Linked DNA regions of Homo sapiens: region 2 is linked to region 1. A link is a loop called in an ENCODE intact Hi-C map of the cell type or tissue named here. Cell type or tissue: Caco-2. All regions are shown on one strand. Links, peaks and the distances in the headings refer to the core of each region. The heading gives the core; the rest is flanking DNA. Region 1 overlaps MACC1-OT1 (MACC1 3' UTR overlapping transcript 1). Region 2 overlaps MACC1 (MET transcriptional regulator MACC1).

Region 1 (8,212 bases), core at 1,473-6,472:
TCAGTTCCTTTGAAGGTCACGCTACCCAATATGTTTATTGCCCAGTAACTCTCCTTTACTCAGTCATCCACAAGCCTTTGATTGCGCCTGACAATTCCTTAGAGATTTTAGTTCCCAACTGTTTCTTTTCCATAAATACGTATCTCATATTTTTCAGTGACATCAATATCCACATATGTGTTTCTTTCAATACATGTCCTCTCCATTTCTTGCCCCCATCTTTGGTGATCTTACCTCTGTTCCACCTCAACCATGGTCATGGCTAAACTTCATTAGTAACAATTTTATCCAATCCAAAATTTCCAGTTTTTATCACCCCATCAAACACATCTGTTCTCTATGACATACTATTCTTCTATCCTCTTTTGAGTACTCTGATTCCTAAAACTCTTTTCCTGTTTGTAAAAATAAAAAAAAAACAGAACAACAACAACAGAAATAACAACAAAAACCACACCACTTCTAGTCAGTCGTTTCTGCTAGCAATTTATCACCATGAGTCTCACTGAAGCCCTCACTCTCTTCCTTACTTTCCTTAGCTTCTATGGCCTAATATTAAAATATTCCTTCTATCATTGCCACATGGCCAACCTTAATCCTGTTTAGAACTAACTCTTTTCCTATCTTGCTCCTGAAATATAGCAGCTAATCACAAATGGTGGCAAAAGGCATAACATGTTTGCTGTGATCACATTAATTTCATAACCACACTCATTAAGGGGGCCTTAGTGTGGCTCCGTCATCCCTCTTCATTTTCACTTATCCAGTCCCATGGGAAATTATTTTATTTTATGTTTCCATTGCCTTTGATTGAGGAAGTAGAAGTAACTAGAGGAAGATTCTTGCATGCTTCCACCACTGTATAGAGCAACATCATTATCCATATACCTTACCTGAATATCAAGGCAAACCCACCTATTTAAGTACTAAATCCATCCACTTCAGTGTACTCAAGGCCAATGCTCTTGCTATGGCTTACTTTGTCTCTTGCATCATCATTTTTTTCACTAGTGGTCTGTTTCTATTAGTATATAAACACAAACTATCTTGAAGAAATCTTCCCTTGATTCTATATCCCTTCACATAGTCTCTGTCCCACTTTTCTCCTCTACAGAGAAGAGTTTTTGCAGTCACAGTTTTTCTTTCTCCTCTTCCCATTCCCTCTTGGACCCACTCTGTTCAGGCTTGTGTTCTTGCTGTGCCATGGGGGCTGCTCTTCGCAAGGGCACAAAAATCCTCTGTATTATATTGTCTAGTGGTCATTTATTAGACTTCCAATTTAACCAAATAGTGTCATTTACACACACGTTATTCACACGTTATTACTTGAAACAACTTCTTTACTTCACCTTCATAATACCAACCTTGTTTTTCTACACACCTCACTGGCTGCTCCTTCTCAGCCTCCTTTGATAATTCCTCTGCACCTCCCAGATCTTTAAACACGGGTATGTTTCAGGACTCAGTTCTCTCACACAGGTGATCTCTTTGTATTCTGCAGCTTTAAATGTGACCACTAACTTTAAAATTCCTAAATTTATATTTCCAGTGTGAATTTCTCTCTGGAACTGGAAATGCATATCTTCATTTCTTGATATCTCTATTTAGATATCCAATATGCATCTGTAAATGAAAAATTGCACCAGATAAGTTAAATGGGAAATGAAGACTTTATTCAAGACTATTGCAATAAAGGAAAAAGATTGAACTCAACTCTGATAAAACAAAAGGTGAGAGAGTTTCAATCACAGAAGTGAGCTAATGGAAGAACAGTGGAAAACTGACATCAGGGGAAAGGTTGATCCAGGTGATTAGTACATCATTTTTTGCAATTGGTGCTTATTGAAGTTAGACTCCTCCCCTCCCACAGAGACTAAGAAATACAGGTGCTTGCTTGCTTTCTTCTTTTAAAGTTTTATTTTGGTTTCAACTGACATGTAATAATTGCGTGTGTGTGTTTGTATATACATATATATGTGTATGTGTATGTGTATACATATATGCCTATAGTCATATACATACTTATGGTACATTTAAGAAACTGTAATGTTTCAATACATGTATACATTGTGTAATCATCAAATCAAGGTAATTAGCATATCCATCACCTCTAACACTTGTCATATCTTTGTGGTGAGAAAATTCAAAATCCTTTTTTCTAGCTATTTTGAAGTATATAATACATTATTCTTTACTGTAGTCCCTTACTTTGCAATAGGACACCAGAAATTATTTCTCCTATCTAACTGGAATTTTGTACCCATTGACCAACCTCTCCCCATCTCCCCCACCTCTGGTGACCACTATTCTACTCTCTACTTCTGTGTGATCAACTTCTTTATATTCCACATATAAGTGAGATAATGTGGTATTTGTCCTTTTGTACTTGCTTTATTTCACATAATATAAAAAGACAACAAATGCTAGTGAGGATATGGGGAAAGAGAACTTTTATATACACTGTTAATGGGAATGTAAATTAGTATAGCCGTTATGAACAACAGTGTGTAAGTTCCTCAAAATACTAAAAATAGAACTACCATATGATACAATAATCCAACTACTGGGTTTACATCGAAAGGAAATAAAATCAGTATGTCAAAGAGATGTCTGTGCTCCCATGTTTACTGCAGCGCTATTCAAAATAGCCAAGATAGGGAATCAACCTAAATGTCAATCAATGAATGAATGGATTATTAAAAAATGTGGTATGTATGTAAACAATGTAATACTACTCAGCCATAATAATAAACAAAATTCTGACATTTGGAATAACATGGATAAACCTAGAAGTGCCATTTTTCTTAGTGATTACATGTCAAAGGGATTGCTTCTAGCAGCTTGGGAGGAATATTTCTGGGATGTGGAAGATTTGGATCTCAAGAGGGCAGAAACAGTTTTCTCTTGCAAGTTATCTAAAATTAGTGCTCTTTAAAAAGAAACGCTATGAGCCTATAGTCAGGAAGAAACGTGTCCAAAATTTAGTCAACTTGAGGGGAATTTTAAGGCCATCCTGGTCATATCTCAAACTTCAAATGACCAAAAATGAATTATTGATTTTCTTCTACCCTCAAACTTGTCCATTCCCCAGTATTTGTCAACTCAGTTGCAATTGTATTCTTCCAGTTATTTGGGTCAAAAACCTTAGGGTCAACATTGATGCTTTCTACTTTCCCTCTGTCTCCCCCCAACACCACCCCCCCCCCCCCCCGACATCCAATTCCTCTGTAATCTTTATCTAGCTTCCAGCCTTCATCAGGCTTTTCACTCCACCCTAGCCCAGGGCAGCAAAATTGTCCAATGGATTATTAAGTTACTTTCCTAACTATTCTTTCTAGTTTCACTCTTTCTCGTCCTGCAGTCTACTATTTAGACTGCCAAGTTTCTATTCCACTCAAATCCAAAGCTGTTATCTTGGCTTAAAAAGCTCAATATCTTCTTCCTCCTGTTTTCTCCTTACTTTAATCTCGAACTTTGCCCCCACATTCTAGACTCTGTGCATATTTGCCTTTCTGAGTCACATGTGCCTCCTTATTGTCCCTCATACATTCCAATCATGTCTTTGCCTCCAGGATTTATGACTTGCTTTCTTCATTGTTTGAAACACTCCTCATACAGATATCAACATGTCTTTCTTTCTTCTTTCTTCTGTCAGGTCTCGGCTCCCATGTCAAATGTTATCACCTATTTTAGTCTTTCCCTAAGCTCATGTAATATTACAATATTACAACCCTGTTTTTTTCTCCTTAGTTCTTATCACCACTTGATGTATTATTGTGTTTGCTTAACTATTTATTTTGTCTCTCCAATTAGAATGTATGTTCTTTGAGAGCCAGGACTTCTTATATGTTGTTTACTAGAGAAAGTCTGCCAGGAACAGAGTAAGCAATAAGTATTTGTAAAATAAATGAATAAATTTTCTGCCTTAGATTGATGGTTACAAATGGCTACTGACTCCCATTAAAGCACTTCACAATCTTCAGTGAATCAGTGCTATACCCTTTTTTATTCTTTCAGCCCCAGTCTTTGTTACCTTCAGTGATTTAATCATCAACATATTTGATTATCTTGGCTGCACAGATAATCATCCTCAATGTCTGAACTATTGAATGAAAAAGCTATACTTGAAACTAACCTCTTAGCTCTGCAATGCATTTCTCTGCATATAAACACCTGGATTCTCATTTCTCCCCATCCTTTTGACCAACTACAGCTATCTCTGTCTTGATTATGATCTCTAAGTTACTTGACCTCACCCTGGTCTTGCTTCCTCTTCTCTCTCATTCAACCCCTTCTCTCCCAGGATGAGTTCTATAGTCAGTCAATTTGGTAATGTGCTCATTACTGCTCCTAATTCATTCATATTTTAGCAAACACTTAGCGTGGTGAGGCTTCTGATCCTCAGCACTGGTAAAAATCTAACATTTATTGTATCTGTTCTAATTCCTTGGTTTCATGTGGTATCTTTCATCCTACTCAGTAATCTTTTTGTTCACACACAGATTTTTTTTTTTTTTTTTTTGGTCCATGTTTCTATGGTCTGTAGATTCCATTGTATATGGCTTAAAATCATGCCTATGTCCCTCTAAACATAAATCTAATTTCCTTTTTCTATTACAATCAGTAGACAGCTTTATATTTTATTTTATTTTAGTCATTTGATATGAGATTCTCAAAATTGCTCCTTAGCACTAAAATATATCCCTTTTTAAAATACAGTTCATCTCTTTCCTTAACTCCAATATTCAACAAAATATATTATTTTTTTTGTTACCCTAAACCTCCAAATTCTATACTTGCTAACATTCTATCCCATCTTATTTGGGATCTTCTTCCCATATACACATAGGTTATTTTTCTCCAAAAGATTTAATCAATCCTGTCTCTCTGTTTATAATTATTTATTATTTTAATCATTTTATGGTAGTCATTTTTGTTATTTGTCTACTTTGATTAGTTGGGAATTTTTAAGAAAAAAGATAAGGTCTAACTATTTCTAATATTTTCCACATTACAAAGCTATCACTCTATAAATACTGAATGAATAAATGAATGTTATTAAGGCTTTGAAAAGAGCATGGGAAGATATAGAATATTGTATAGATTATTAGATGCCTTTCTCTATTCACCCCAGAATTGCCATAAACTAATAGCTAATTATTCCAAATTTGTGATAGTGGTAGTGTTGGTGGCAGCAAGGCATTATTTACTTAAAATATTTGATATTTTATGGCAACGTTCTTAAAGCTTTCCAAAATCTAAAGCTGAGTCCTGACTAGTCTTAGAGCTTCTTTGGCCTCATTTCAGAGTCTAGTTGAATGATTAATGAAATCCTTACTCTCCATTTCCCTTTTGAAAGTTCTGTTGAATCTCCACTGAATCCAACCTCATTCATCAGGCATGTTGTCTGGAAGAGTCTCAGAGAATCCCTTCTGGGAGTTTTAGAGTCTTCCATTTGACCTTGGAGAGAGATTGATCTTGAAATTGTACTAAGCAACCAAATTTTCCATTTGTTATACTTTCTCCGTGACCACAAAAAGCAAAGGAGTCTATAAATACATTATATTAAGAAAAAATAATATTTGTATTGATTCGCTGGAGTTGCATTTTTAAATTAAAACAAAGGCCTAAATTTTATAATTCTTTCTAGTGTATTTAATTTTGAGAGCTATTAGACGGCTCTCTGTTATTGTCAAAACATATTATGGCCCTTTTCTAATTTTTCTATTCTCATGAGTTTCAGTTCTTGTAGCAAAGATGACAAAAACATTTCATTATTTTTATTTTAGAAAACTTTTTCAAATAGTTTTTACTCAGATTCTTGTTGAGCTGTCTACACAACTTCCTCCGCAAGAAGAAATTTTAAAATCCTCCTTTGAACTATTCTTTAATATAACTGAAGGAGTACATTAAAATTTTTACAAACAAAAGAAACCTATATCCATGACTCTTGTCAGAAATAGGTAGTGTTTAAGGGGAAAGAGAAGTATAATGGAGTTTGAGGAGCTCTGCTTAATTTCTTATTTTGTCACCGAGACTCCACGGAATTTTTTAAAAAATAATAATGGTCCTGTTACAGTCATTCTCCTTCACCTGCTCACTATTTCCACTTAAATGGATTTATGTTGAACCTCCCATACCACACCAGAGTGGTATACTTTTTACAACTGATGAAACTACATTGACACATCATTATCCATTAACATCCATAGTTTATTTCAGGGTTCACTTTGGGTAGTATGCATTCTATGGATTTTGACAAATGAATAATGACATGTAGCCACTATTGTAGCATCATACAAAATAGTTTCACTTCCCTAAAAATTTTCTGTGCTTCAACTCTTCTTCCCTCCTGCCTCCTTAACTCTTGGAAACCACTTTTTACTATATCCATAGTTTTGTTTTTTCCAGAATGCCATATTTTGAAATCGTATGGTATATAGCCTTTTCAGATTGGCTTCTTTTACTAAGTAATGTGCATTTAAGCTACCTCTTTGTCTTTTCATGGCTTGAGAGCTAATTTCTTTTCTTTTCTTTCCTTTTTTTTTTTTTCTTTTTTTTTTTGAGACAGAGTTTTGCTCTATCGTCCAGGCTGGAGTGCAGTGGCGCAATCTCCGCGCACTGCAACCTCCACCTCCTGGGTTCAAGTGATTCTCCTGCCTCAGCCTCCCGAGTAGTTGGGACTACAGGTGTATGCCACCACACCCGGCTAATTTTTTGTATTTTTGGTTGGAGGGGTTTCACTGTGTTAGCCAGGCTGATCTCGATCTCCTGAGCTCGTGATCCGCCTGCCTCAGCCTCCCACAGTGCTGAGATTACAGGTGTGAGCCAGCACGCCCAGCCTGATAGCTCATTTCTTTTTAGTGAATAACATTCCATTGTCTGTATGTATTACATTTATTTATCCATTTACCTACCGCAGGACATCTTTGTTGCTTCCAAATTTGGGTAATTATGAAGAAAGCTGCTATAAACATCCATGTGCAGGACTTTGTGAACATATGTTTCCAACTCCTTTGGATGAATACCAAGAAGCATGACTGCTGGGTTGTATGCTAAGAGTATGTTTAGTTTTGTAAGAAACCACCAAACTGTCTTCAAATTGGCTCTACCATATCACCAGCAATGACTGAGACAGAAATGGATGTACCATATCATCAGGAATGACTGAGAGTTTCCACTGCTTCACATCTTCACCAGCATTTTGTGTTAGTGTTCTGGATTTTGGCCATTCTAGTAGATGTGTAGTGGTTTCTCATTGTTGTTTCAGTTTGCATTTCTCTTATGACATATAACGTGGAACATATTTTCATATGTTTATTTGCCATCCATATATCTTCTTTGGTGAGGTGTCAAGATCTTGGCTCTTTTTAAATTGTGTTTTTAATTTTCTTGTTGTGGAGTTTAAGAGTTTTCTGTATATTTTTTATAATAGTTTTGCATTTACAGTATTTACATATGTAATCCATCCTAATTTTTGTGAAAGGTGTAAGGTCTATGTCTAGATTCTTTTCTTTTTTTTTTTTTTTTTTTTTTGCATGTGAATGTCTAATTGTCCTAGCACTGTTTGTGGAAAAGACTGTTTTTGCTCCATTGTATCATCTTTGCTCCTTTTTTGCAGATCAGTTGACTATATTTATGTGGGTCTATTTTAGGGCTTTCTATTTTGTTCCATTGATCTATTTGTCTATTCTTTCACCAGCACCGTACATTTTGATGACTGTAGCTTTATAGTAAGTCTTGAAATCAATAGTGTTAGTCCTCTAACTTTGTTCTTCTCCTTCAATATTGAATTGGCTATTCTAGTTCTCTTGTCTGTCCATATAAATTTTTGAATCAGTTTGTTCACATAATAACTTACTGAGATTTTGATTGGGATTGTGTTGTATCTATATATCAAGTTAGGAAGAACTGACATCTTGATAATACTGAACCTTCCTATCCACAAACATGAAATATCTCTCCATTTATTTAGTTCTTTGATATTTGAGTTTTGCAGTTTTGCTTATATAAATCTTGTACATATTTTGTTAGATTTATACTAAGTATTTCACTGTTGGAGGGAGTACTAATGTAAATGGCATAATGTTTTTAATTTCAAATTCCACTTACTCATTGCTGGTATATAGACAAATGATTGACTTTTTTATATTAATCTTGTATCATGCAACCTTGCTGTAATCACTTATTAATTTCAGAAAAATATTGTTAA
Region 2 (8,212 bases), core at 1,463-6,462, 230 kb after region 1:
CCCACTTTGTAAAATGTGGAAAAATAAACATGTCATTAGGAAGGTAAACTCAGACTCTTGGGGAAGTTTGGCCTCTTTCTATTCCTTCTTTTTTTTTTTTTTGTCTCATGAATGGCAAAGTAAAACCCTTAGGAGCCAGAAAGCAAACAGCTGACATCACTGTTCTCCAACCCCGGCTCTGCCATCTTTATTCCCCCGCCCCCACACACACCTTTAAGAAGCCATGTTTAAAGAAAACATTTGCTATTTTAATAATTTTGTGGATATGCTAGAAAGGTAGAGCAGAAACAGCAAGATCTGGAATTTAGGTAAGGTTTGTGGCCAGCGGTTCTCTGATCTGCGGTGACTCCTCACTTGCTGGGAGCCTCCATGTCTCCATCTGTAAAATGAGGGGGTTTCCACCACAGAACTACCCACATCCTATCTTGTCACCGTTATCTGACTCAGTTGTCAAATACGATGGAGTCCATTTGAAAAGCAGAGAATTTGGGAAGCCATGCTGCTCTGAGGGGTTTTTGCCGCTTTTTTTATATCCTAATTTTAGATTATAGAATCTTGGATAATAAAATTTTAAGCAATAAAAAGAAAAGAATTAAAAGGAAAGCCAGGTTCTGACACAGAGATCAGTGATGTCAGAAGGCAGGGAGCCCAGCTTGTCTACTCCACTCCAAACATAGAAAACATGACCACAAAGGAGTACTCCCCTGATGTGTTTGTTCTTTCTAGTTTTCATTAGAAAGAAACACACGAAGAGGCATTTTAATCTGCCCCCATGGCAGATGTGTGAAGAGCCTCACTTAAGGAGGCTTCGCTCCTTTCATGGTACCCTTAAAAGCTTACACCTGATTCACTCAGCTGCTGGCTCAGCCTCAACCTCTTGGCCCATCCATTAGAGATCCAGTGAAAAGCTATTAAGCAAATCCATCTCAGGAATTTTACATTCATGCAAAACATCATTTTGCTGTCTTCTTGCAACAATAAGGAAAGGCTGTCTTTCAACTACGTCTTGGTAATGAGAATTTAAAATTGCCTACCATGTAGTTTCCATTAAAAGCCATCTCAATACTAAAAGAGGATATGATAGCCTTTCACAACTCACACTTCTCCTAGTTTTATGCCTAAATCAATTGCAATCAAAAGGCAGTTTTAAAAATAGAGCATGTTACTTCAGCCTCCTAACAAAATTGCCTTTATAGAGTGATGGCTTAACACTACTTCCTTGAATTTTTTCTCGTCATAAAGATGAGATGTGGAATTTGCCTAAATTTTTAGTAAACCTCTAATCAGAAAAAGCTTGCCCATTATGTCACACATTTTCCTTCATATAAAGCCACATATAAGATATTCTCAAAGTCTGGGGATAGGAAAATTTTTTTCCTCCTAATCTTAACGTTTTCTCTTATTAAAAAAAAACAAGTATCCCCTATGCTTTAAGTTTTACCTTGATTATCAGGGAAACTTGGTCTGGGTTTTGTGTGCAGTAAGTTCTCACATCTCTGATTTTTCTTGTTTGTTTGTTTAATATAATTATGCTCCTCTTCCAACCCGCCGTACCTTGCTATTATTGCATGAAGTTGTTAACTTTAAAAACTACAGGATTTATGAGCTTAGAAAGGAGACTTTATTTCTCATAAAAGATTATAGCCTTCAAGGTGGCCATTCCACAGGCTGAAAAGCATAGCATCCGACAAAGACCAGAGACAGCTACTTCAAAGGAGGAGGGTTTAGACAGGAATTTAAGTTGAATAAATTAAAGTAACATATGTATTCAACAGTCTATAGGAGGAGCTGTTAATATTCATGAAGGGGGTCCTGACACATGCGTATTGAGCAAATATTCGTATATATGACCCATGTTTACCTTGGGGTAAAGATAACATTTAAATGTACTACAATTAGGCCCTATACATCAAAAGGTCTTTTTAGGACACAAAGGCACACAAGTGTGCAATCTATGGTTGGTTTTTTCATCAGGAGAATGTTATTGAAATCAAAGCTGTAGTTATGGCTTGTGGAACAGGGGATCAGTTAGCTTCTGTGAGCTGGATGTGTTGTCATTATTTTAATACTGCTCATCTTGAGGCCAATGCTTCTTTAGCTGCTAGAAAAAAAGAAAAAACTTGTTGCAGCTAGAACATAGTTTATTCCTGAAGTGTAGGGGTGTGTGACTTAACCTTGCCTGGCATGGCCTTAGGTCCTGTTTATAATTAGGTTGTCTTATTGCCATGAAGAGTCCATTCTGTCAGTCTTGTGATCTCTATTTTAACATTAATACTGGTCAGTTGTCGTGTCTAAACTGCAAAGGGATGGGGTGTAACAAAGCGTTTCTGACCTCCTGTCTCATCATGGTTGGGAACTCAGTTTTCAAGACTTCTCTGGGGTCCCTTTGGCCAAATGAGGGTTTGTTCAATCTGTGGGAGGTTTAGGATTTTATCTTTAGTTTCCAAGGCTTAGCTTTTATTGGTAATAATTTTCAGGTTTTTTTTAAATTTTATTTTATTTTTTTGAGATGGATTCTCGCTGTCTCCCAGGCTGGAGTGCAGTGGCGCCATCTCGGCTCACTGCAAGCTCCGCCTCCTGGGTTCACGCCATTCTCCTGCCTCAGCCTCCAGAGTAGCTGGGACTACAGGCGCCCGCCACCACGCCCGGCTAATTTTTTGTATTTTTAGTAGAGACGGGGTTTCACCGTGTTAGCCAGGATGGTCTCAATCTCCTGACCTTGTGATCCGCCCACCTCGGCCTCCCAAACTGCTGGGATTACAGGCGTGAGTCACTGCGCCCAGCCAACTTTCAGTTTTATTGACTATATACTTTTGTAATTAGGTACATCCAGTCACACTGGAGAAAGATAGTGTATAAATTTATAACAATGGGCCGGGTGCGGCCGGCCCATTTTATATATATATATAAAACAATGTATATATCTGTATGCATGCATGTGTGTATGTGCTCTATGTAATATATATTATCATTAATTGTCATAGAAAAACATCTTTAGAATTAAAAAGAGCTTAGCGATCATTTAAATTGTTCCAAACATATATCTATCATGCATGGAGAACCGGTTTTCTCAAATGAAATATGCCCCAAAACTTAAAAAAATAAGGTTGAAAAATAAATAAAGCAAAGTTCCTTTGGCTGAAAGGTAAAAGGATCAAAGCCCACAAACTTCACCTCGCAGCCACTCACTTTCACTGCAACAGAGCATTCTCAAGTCACCCCACAAAACCCCTAATTTTCTATGGTACACATTTGACTACTACCAGTCAATTTTAGTCATTGTCTTTTGTAAGTTTGAAAAATGACATACGATGAAGTTGCAAATTATCTATAAACATTTACCTAGTGAGTGACCAGGTCACCCCACCAGAACTCAAATTCCCTGATTTCTAGAAGTTTATTTTTGTCCAAATAGAAAGGTCCATCCCAATGTTGGCTGAAAATTAAAATTCTGGTCTTTGAAAAGAGTTGGGCTATTTGGAATTTCTGACAAAAACTAAAGAGAATCTAAGATTTTCCTAAAGTCAACAAGTCAGTTAATATTTTCTCTCAGGCCCAGCACTGCCATTTTCCCTCCTCCCAGGCCTATGTGCAGCAAAGGCCAGCCCTCCCTTCTTTTCAGATTTCCTTTCAACTGCTGCTGTGTTTGCCTATTCCCTTGGAATCTCTATTGGATACCAATTTCTTGACCCCTCCTGGGTAAAGAATCACATGGCTTTGTGTTTTTTGTATGTTAAATAAACTTAGCCAAGATAACAATTTTGTGGAATCTTAGTGACTATTTGTTTTTCTTTCTCGAGCATTTTTACATGTTGTCCTGGCTTTAGCTTTTAACATTATGGATATCAAGATCTCCTGTCTATTTAGTAAAGCCTGAACATGTTCTCGTACGCCTACTCACAATAAACTTGGACTGAATTTATCTGAGAGTGTGGCTTATTTTGCAAACACCTCCAGACAAAAACTAACTAAAATATACTTGCATGATGAACAAAGATTTCAGACAAACTCTGCATAGATCACGGAAAGTTTAAGAAGCCCTATTTGAGCTTCAAATTTCAAAGTCATGATTTATAAACTCAATTTCAGGTGAAACAGAAAAGTTTCAATCACGTATTTATCATGACTTAGTATCATGGCTTTTAGGAGAAATGTTTCCAAATCTACCATGTATTGTTTTTATTTTTATTTTTATATTATACAGGCTTATATTGTTCACTAGAAAATAGGCTACTTCATTTATAGAAATATTTTATGTAATAAAAACCATTTCAACATGAACAATTTCAATGATCCTAAGAGGAAAATACCACCCTCTGGTGGTGAAACCCTTAAACAGCAAAGGCCTGGGGGCAGAATGCCTCCAGTTACCACAGTGGCTAATCCAGGTGGTAAAGGGAATGACAGGAGGGTCTGATGTCTGGGTATTGGCAAGAAATCTCAAGAAGACCATATCATCTGGAGATCCCTGAGGGCATGTGATATGTGGGTATGGAGGAGAGTAGTGGAAAGAGAAGCAAACCATTACCAAAGAGATATTGATCAAAGCAATGTTTTATCCCCTTTCATGGGAGCTGGGAAAACCAGGCACTAAACTGGTGCCTAAGTAAAGTCCCAGGGGCTTTTCTGAACCAGAATTAGGCATCAGATCCACAGACAGCATGGGAGATCATAGAGGGATAAAGAGCCAAGCATATCATGCTAGTCCAGGATATAAACAATGAACAGAACAGGACTGCCAAAAACTAGAGTTTAATGGATGTTGGTCTCCTAGTGGGCAAGAGAAGATGAAAGGGGATCAATTGGCCAATGTAAACATTTAAGGCTTACCAGACAAGTAAACATTTTGTCCAGGCTCCACCCTTTGATTATTCAATTGTATCTTGATAAGCTCCTGGTCTGCCCCTGGTCCAAGCCTCCATTCTGGAGCTCTCCTTTTAGATCTCAGCCTCGCCTATAATTTCTTCTGTCGCTTTCTAACAAGGCAAGATTTTTACAGGGTTATCAATTTATAAGCCAAAATTACTTGTATATTTTCTAATTAATTCAATCTAAAGAATAAATCCCATGCACCACAAGGAGACTTGATGTAGAACAATTCCTTCAAATCAGAGACAGAATAGGACTAAAAAATAATAATAGTAACTTGAATTGGCAAAACAATGAAGACTCAATGAAAAAGAGAGATCCACCAAGGATGCCTAACAAATCTTTTATCCACAGAAGAGTGGTGCTGAGACTGTGCAGAGAGAAAGGCTTGTCTAAGTTAATGTTACAAAATACTTCTCAAAATGTAAAGGTCTATGTAAATATAATATTTTATGCGAGTGTATTATTCAGCTGCCAGTATGTAAGGAGAATGGCAATAATAGTAATTTGAATTTATGGAGGGCCTATCATCTTAGACACTTGTGCTTTTGAAAGCCAGCTTATTAATCCTCAGGACTATCTCAGGAGAAAAGCAGCCAATGTTATTAGCTCCATTTGCAGATAAGAAATTGAGACAGACACAGATTATGTGGTTCATACAAGGCTTGCACAAGAAATCTGTGAGGAGAAGGAAAAATTATTAGCTACTAAGGTAGAAATGTGATCCACAGATAAAGAGTTGGCAAGGTTTGATCTTCTCCTGTTCATACTCATGGAAAAAGTAAGCATTGTCCTAGCCAAAGCTATCTAAAGCAATATTATGTATATTACATGGAGAAGGGACCTGGTGTGTGTGATAGTACTGGAGGCTTCAGTTCAACCCAGAAGAAAGCAGCGAAGCACTCAGCTTGCCTTGATTGGCAGAATGGATGCCTTGGCAACCACTTGGCCTGAAACCAACCTGCCCTCTCCAACACCACTATCCTCCACCCACACCCTTGTCACATAATCATCAGGAAGGCATGCTCTGAAATAAGGATGAAATGACAGAATAAGGAAGTCTTCAAATGAAACAGGAAGCACACAGAGAGAGCAGAGCACTTACTAACATGAAATTAGAAACCAAAGTGAATGAAGAGGAACTCACAGAGGTGAGTCAAAGAGTACAGAGTCATTCAAAAATGTTGATGAAGAATTCACTTTAAATCTTTACCTTTTTCTTGTTCTTAAAGTTAAGAAAAACTTATTTTTAAAGTAAAAACAGATATCTTAAAAATAAATTTAAACAATAAAATTAAATGTTCTATAAAATGAATCAATCAGAAAGTAGTGAGTTATACATGCTTTTATAAAGGAAAACGACCTTGCAAACCAAGTTTTAAGGCTCAAATGAATTAGCCAAATCCTATACAATTATTAACAAGATAGAGAATAAAGATAAACAAGTGGCTATACCATTATGTGTGTGTGTGTGTGTGTGTACATATGTATGTATATATACATACATATATATGTATTTCCTTTTACAGATGAAGATAAATAAAATTCATAATAAAATATTTATTCACAATAAACACCTAGGAGTGTGTGGGAATAACAGTTTTATTGGGGAAAGGAAATACAGGGGCTAACTGAAAAAACACGAAGAATCTTTTAAAAGATTACTAGATTACTAGATTTAAAAGATTAGTAGATTTAAAAGATTTAAAAGATTACTAGATTACTAGAAATGGACAGTTATAGATAAAGAGATAACAGTTATATCCCTCATTAACAAACACTATTAAGTTATACTTCAAAATACTGATAAATACCAAAGAAAACACACGATGACTTCCAAGGAAAAAAGAGGTTACTGGGAGACCTTTGATATCAGTATTTCCTACCAATTTACTGGTCATAACGACAAATCCTGGAAGAGAAAGTAAATTGTTGTCAAAATTTAACAGGCAAGAGTGCGTAGGTTAATTACAGGAAGTTTTTAGTTTAGGAAACTGCCAAACTCATCACAAGACATGAGAGACAGAGTGATGTAATTACCTAAGAAGGGGGATGAAGTAATGCACTCAACCATCAGCACCTGATTTCTTTTTTTGCTGGAGCCAGAAGAAATCTTTTCACTGATGCACAGTCAGATACCTGAGATATCCCCCACAACCCCAGCTAGAAACATGGGTGCTATCTAATCCTGGAAGTTTCTAAGAGCCATTCAATATTTTCATGCCTATTCTCTGCTTCCAGGCAGGGTGGATATCCAGTAAGAATACCTGAGTACCATACACTGGCCAGCATCCATTCTGACAGGTCAAGTGTCCATGCCATACTCACTGCTGCACATTTTTAATATCATTTTGCATTCAGAAAAGTATCAACCTAAGCCTACCAAGGAAGTGTTCCTCTCCCTATTAAAAACTTCCAAGATGACTAGGTGTTATTTGGTGGGATGGATTTCTATTATTATGTTTTTTAATTTTAAAAAATATTCTAAAGGGAGAGAAGTGGTACTATGTCATCTGAATTGGTGAATCAAATTTAAGTGAATCTCATTGGTGAATGAGAGCTGGTCACACTCAAAAGAAGGATGTGACACAGTCTGAGGTTTTAACTAAAGAGAGGGAAGAAAGAAGCAGCAGGATCATGCAATACAAGAGGCCAAGAGGGGCTCTCAGACTGTCCCCCCCATGGACTAATTATGCAGAATTTATGAAATGGGTTCTGAAGGTTGAGCTATCTGGGTTCAAATGCTAGCTCCACAGTGAAATTTGTAGGGAGAAGCAGGATGAAGTGCTTCAGGTAAAAGGAAAATGATCCACAATGGTGTAAAAACAAGAGTGAGCAGAACTCGTTCAGAAAGCAGCAAGCACTTCAGTAAGGCTGAGGCATAGCAGTGGGGTAGGGGCAGAGGCAAGGATGGGGGAGGGGCAAGAGGGAAGGATGCAGAGAAAGGCAGAGGCTGGTCATGACATACTTATAACACAGACTGAGGAACTTGAACTTTAGCCTAAAGAAGACGCAGAGGAGTTTAAGTTCAGTCAATGACATGATCTCATCTGTGATTTACATTTCAGGAAGGTGGAAAGCAAAAGTTGAAGCAGAACTAGAGACAAAGAGCAAGGGCAGTGGCCTGAACTAGGAAAGTGGTTGTAAGAATGGAGAGAAGTGGACAGAGTTCACCTTGTCCCTTGTTTTCGACTCCTAAACTCCAAGGATTATAAATTACCCTTTTGAGGTTTTGCACTTAAGACCACCTTAGATTCCATTTTTGAGATTCTGTCTCCAAGGATGCAAAATGTGAACCTTAACCTCTGTACCAGTTGGAACCATGTCTTCCTGTAGAGGAAAT

What was found. Hi-C counts contacts between places; a loop is a spot of excess contacts. Peaks named below come from ENCODE experiments on the same cell type or tissue, not always from the same donor. Only the 100,000 strongest peaks of a DNase experiment are listed, where the experiment ranks them.
Region 2: a loop joins it to region 1, with 7 times the contacts of the local background. A loop is called at or near these places in 2 of 110 quality-filtered maps.

The regions. Positions count from the first base shown.
Region 1 is chr7:19,966,773-19,974,984 of GRCh38, forward strand. MACC1-OT1 (MACC1 3' UTR overlapping transcript 1) reads right to left here. Exons shown (of 6, transcript NR_110114.1): 4 at 1,365-1,623. Among named protein-coding and RNA genes, the nearest start is that of MACC1-OT1, 170 kb to the right of the region's middle. In Caco-2, for the core only: no CTCF peak of the experiment used is centred there; a DNase peak (open chromatin) is centred at 3,499.
Region 2 is chr7:20,193,695-20,201,906 of GRCh38, forward strand. All of the region lies in intron 1 of MACC1 (MET transcriptional regulator MACC1), which reads right to left. Among named protein-coding and RNA genes, the nearest start is that of MACC1, 20 kb to the right of the region's middle. RefSeq lists enhancers at 5,657-5,706, 5,737-5,836, 7,923-7,972. In Caco-2, for the core only: a CTCF peak has its summit at 4,328 (motif pointing left); a DNase peak (open chromatin) is centred at 3,597.